Regions from separate parts of the Homo sapiens genome. Here region 1 is linked to region 2. Evidence: read pairs that join two places in POLR2A ChIA-PET (ENCODE). Cell type or tissue: B cell. All regions are shown on one strand.

What was found. ChIA-PET counts read pairs that join two places held together with the same protein. Peaks named below come from ENCODE experiments on the same cell type or tissue, not always from the same donor. Only the 100,000 strongest peaks of a DNase experiment are listed, where the experiment ranks them.
Region 1: POLR2A ChIA-PET joins it to region 2 with 10 read pairs; 3 of 35 experiments call an interaction of 5 or more read pairs at or near these places.

The regions. Positions count from the first base shown.
Region 1 is chr10:59,884,126-59,886,625 of GRCh38, forward strand. The region is part of intron 1 of CCDC6 (coiled-coil domain containing 6); the gene reads right to left. Among named protein-coding and RNA genes, the nearest start is that of CCDC6, 21 kb to the right of the region's middle. In B cell, no CTCF peak of the experiment used is centred here; a DNase peak (open chromatin) is centred at 1,516; H3K4me3 peaks cover 1,168 bases; H3K27ac peaks cover 1,007 bases.
Region 2 is chr10:59,965,666-59,968,165 of GRCh38, forward strand. No RefSeq gene overlaps it. Among named protein-coding and RNA genes, the nearest start is that of LINC01553, 6.0 kb to the left of the region's middle. In B cell, no CTCF peak of the experiment used is centred here; no DNase peak of the experiment used is centred here.

The DNA.
Region 1 (2,500 bases), 82 kb before region 2:
AGCCAATTAAGCAAAAGAGGAGTTTAATGTTAAGAAAGTTGACTAAGTTTCAGGAAAAAAATAAAGGTAAGTAACATGGCAATTTGTTCTAAGTAAAAGCAACCCCTTCAAAACAAACAAAAAAATAAGATGTTCCCTGCTACAGGACCAAAAAAAGAAGGCAAGAATATAAAAAGAAAGGATTTCAGGTCGAGACAGCGACGACAATAAGCAAAAGATGACTTACTGCTGCCCAAGTGAATACAAACAAAATTTCAAAAGCACATACTCTAAAAACTGGCAACTCTACTCCTAGATTATCCTACAGATAATAAAAACCATTGCTAAGACTTGTTAAAAACATTGTTAAAAGAATGTTTCCTTTAACTTGCTTTATAGAAAGAAGGAGACTGAAAACAATCAACAGAGGAAGAGTTAAAGAGAGTGCGCCCAGTTCCCAGAATACTTTACAGCAAGCCCTTGAAAAGAATGGGGCAATTCTATACCCAGTGCTGGGGATAAAACTCATGAGATGTGTAAAGTAGAAAAAAAAAATCAAGATATAGAACAGCATGTACAATGTGCTCCCATCGCTGGGTATCCTTTTAAGAGGACAATATAGGCACACACTTGTATTTGCATAATATGTATCCAGAAAAACACTTAGGGCATAAGGTGGCCCGGTGCAGTGGGTCATGCCTATAATCCCAGCACTTTGGGAGGCCGAGGCGGGCAGATCACTTGAAGTCAGGAATTTGAGACCAGCCTGGCCAACATGGTGAAACCCCATCTCTACTAAAAATACAAAAATTAGCCAGGCATGGTGACACACGCCTGTAGTCCCAGCTGCTTGGGAGGCTGAGGAAGGAGAACTGCTTGAACCCGGGAGACAGAGGTTGCAGTGAGTTGAGATCGTGCCACCGCACTCCAGCCTGGGTGACAGAGCGAGACTCCGTAACAACAACAACAACAGAAAGAAAGGAAAGAAAGGAAGGAAGGAAGGAAGAAAAGAAAAGGAGAAAAGGAAAGAAAGGACAGAGAATACGTGTGAATCAGGGAAAGGAAGAGCGAAATCTAGTTTGGATACATTTGTTATATCTACAATACTTCCATCTTCATTCTTTTTTCAATACCCCAGCCATGTCAGGAGGTTTGCTTAACAAGCAGTAAATTATTTTGCCACATCTAGATTTTAAAACACCAAGGCTGTTGGCAAAAACACATCCTAATGAAAAACTGTAAGAGAATGGATTAAAGTACCATTTTTGCAGGTCAAATTTATTCAACTAAAGAAAGTTCTAGACTGGCATGGTCCCCCGAATTTAAAAACCTACTCCTAATTTAAAAGCACATATGCCAACATTACCCCTTGAATTAAATTCAAGGAATAATTCAAGTCTAATTCAAGAGTGGTCTAATGCAGGTCCAATTCAAGATTCAGGACTGAGAGCCCTATCAGACCTGGCCCCACCTACTTCCAGCTTCAGGCCACATCCCGATCTCACTCTGACCACAACTCGTCTTTCAGTTCCTCAAACCTGCCCTGCAGTTCTGTCGCTTTCAGGATTTTTTGCATAGCCTCTTCCCTGGGCCCAGAACATTTTTTTACCAATTCTCTTCATGGTTAACTCCAAAAAAGATATACAGGGGATTGCAGCCTACATGTCACTTCAGGGAAGCTCCGTTGGCTGCCTTAAACTGGTCTGGTTCCCCCCATCATATCCTCCAAGAAACACATCTTTTGAAGGATTTATCACAGCTTCAATTCTATAACTGTGAAATCAGTTGTCTGATGTCTATTTCCAACCCCGCCCCCCGCCCCCCCAACTAGAATATCAGCTGCCAGAGGCAGGAACTGTCTCAAAACCTCTTAGCACAATGCATAGAACAGCCTTATATACAGAATAACCTCAGAAATATTAGCAGAATGAACAAAGTTTTGTAATATATACGTTATTTGTAATATCTGTGAGATGAACAAAGAAGACCGGCCAATATGAAAGAAGATTACATTTAAGGTCTGCAGCTTTAAATCTATCTTTAAGCAGGGGAAATGGAAAATACTGCAGAGTAAAATAAAACCACCAGATAAACAGAGCCCGAAACGGACCAGGATAGAAAAATAATGCCAATTACACTTGAATCCATTTAAGCAGCAGCTTCTGGAGGAAGAAGGAGGCTACAATAATAGTATCCAAAATAAACAATTCAGTAATTGATCAACTAGTCAGAGGAAATTATCCTAATTCAAGATCTCATATGAAATATAAAGTGTTATACAGACAAGAATGAGGAAAAAAGACACCAGGAGATGTATCTAATGTGCAGTTGTGAGTTCAATTGTTTATGCAATTTAAAAGAATATCTGGCATCGCTACTTCTACACACTCTTCTGAATCTGTCTTAAATGCACTATCATTTAAACAAAAACACAAAAGCAGTCTGTCCTACTTTTTTCCAAAGAAGTAAATATACAGAAAGGTTTTACCATAAAATGTTAGCAATATTTCCTGTAGATTAT
Region 2 (2,500 bases):
TTGCAGGCCTTCTTTTCCCAACTCTAGGCCTCTGCAATTCCAACAGTCTTCCCAGACTCTCCCTATTTCCTCACTGGCACACACAGGAACTTTCTAGATTCACTGCATACCATGTACAGACCATAGGGAACAAAGAGCACTACCTGCCTGTCCTATTTCTCTTCAACCCATCCACTCTAACCCTCTGCCAGAGGCTGGCAGAGTGCCTTGCATGGAGGTCTCATTCCAGTGTTTCAAAGTGGGAGTAGATCAAAACTCCCTCTGTTTTGGCTTTTTATTCAACCTAAGTAACAACCCTCTGCCATTCCGGCCAAATTCAGTTCACATGTCAGATAGCCTGCTTCCTTTACGTTTCCTTACTCTCTTGTCCATGCTTTTTAGGTGCTGATTGGGATAGGCCTTCTCCTTTATCTTCTTGTTTGCAGGAACTTCCCTTACACCATTAAGCTCCACTGCTCAACTTTGATGACAGAAAGGTTGAATCCCTACATGATAAGAAACTGCATGACTCTTGATATGAGAACTACGGGTCACTTAAGAACTAGAGTTAATTATAAATACAAATATATTTAATACTCTCTAATATTGCCCCATTATAATATTATCATTATCATCAGCATGTAGGACATGCTTATTTCTTTCTCAGTGCCCTTCGACTTTTCCTGTGATCTTGCATTGCCCACCACATTCTAGATTTTCTAGCTGATTTGCCTGTTAAAAGGCAGTAGGAAGGCAGTCCACCTGCTGTTTGCTTGGAATACAGGAAATGAACATCATACCATATGGGCTGTTTAACATCCACCCACATGGCCCCAGACACAAGCATCAGATCCTCTGGCAACTGTGGGCCAGGCACAACTGGGGTGGCTGCTTTACTTAGGAATGACATATTTTAAAAAATCTTCTTAATTAAATTTGTATCGCACTGAAACAAAATTAATTTTTGGTCTTTCTATTGACTACAAACTGACCGAGGGTCTCTCTGATTGTCCATTGTACATATAAGCCTAAAAATGAATAGTAAATGTTTATATCATTGGCAACTGCATAATTATCACTCTCACCTAGCAGTGCTGACCGTACATAGATTAAATAAAAAACTCTGAATGTGAGGCAAGGGGCTGCCACTGAGACCTTTCCTAAATGTGTACTCCTGCCTCAACTACCACACTTTGTCATTTATTTCTTTAAATCAAGACACAGTTTTTTATACCTTAATGTAAATGGGTTTGCCAAACAATTTAAAAGTTAATTTTTGTCAAGGGAAGGAAACTTAGGCTCCTATATCTCTGGGAGAATGAAGATTTATATACCAAAGGAGAGACAGGTATAGAAAAGGAAGTGTGGGGAAGCAACACAAACTTTACAGTTTATCAGAAGCAGGTGCTTAGGAGGAGTGCTATCTGGAAGAGAGGCCTACTGCATTGCCATAGCTCTGTAACAGGCCGCAAAGTGATCCCAGTTGTACAGGTCAGTTAGGGTGCTTCACCAGGTGCTTTTTCAGCTGATGTGGACCGGTATTGCCCCACAACAATTGAGAGGTGGTGGAAGCAGAGGGCCAGCATCTGCATGCTTGGGTAAACCTACCTAGTAAAGTTGAGATGGTATCTCTTGACTTCTCTTCATGGCTGCAGGCTCTCATTCTTTGAAACATGATCCCTTAATACCCAGCATGTAGCTAGCTGCAGGAATATGTCTGAATGAACTCCCTGCAGAGGCCAGGTGGGTCCTGTCAGTGCAACAATTATCAGCTGGACTTGGACACTATCTTCATATCTATCTTCATAGTTATCTATAGTAGTATATCTCCTCCCCATGTCTCTCAGATATACACAGGTATTCTCAATAAAAAGAGTCAAACGGGGAAGATATCTTAAGGAGGAGCTACTAAAAATACAAAAAATTAGCCGGGCGCGGTGGCGGGCGCCTGTAGTCCCAGCTACTCGGGAGGCTGAGGCAGGAGAATGGCGTGAACCCGGGAAGCGGAGCTTGCAGTGAGCCGAGATTGCGCCACTGCAGTCCGCAGTCCGGCCTGGGCGACAGAGCGAGACTCCGTCTCAAAAAAAAAAAAAAAAAAAAAAAAAGAGTGAACAGCAGAAAAGATCAAGGTAAGAGAGAGCTATCAATTGAGTGGAACCAGGAGTCAGAAAGAAGCTGGACAGCATCAGACCTGGAGAATTGGAATAGGCCTAGAACAGGCAACACAGGTATTGAACAATTATGGAGTGAATTCTCACAGCTGGGAGAATTTTATGAAGAGGGACCTGAATGTTTCATGGAGACTTTTCCATAGTGGAACCCTTTGAAATTAGAAAAAAAGTATGTATGTGTGTGTTTCCATAAACACATTGGTCTATGCTGTATATACGAATATACACTGGTTCTAAAGTGCTAGATATGGAAAGCCTGTTTCTTGTATGGCACTGGTAGTATCTCCTTTACGGTACTATCTGGAAACCAGTCCTTTCTGTCTTTTATGATGGAGTTTCCTCAGGGAAAA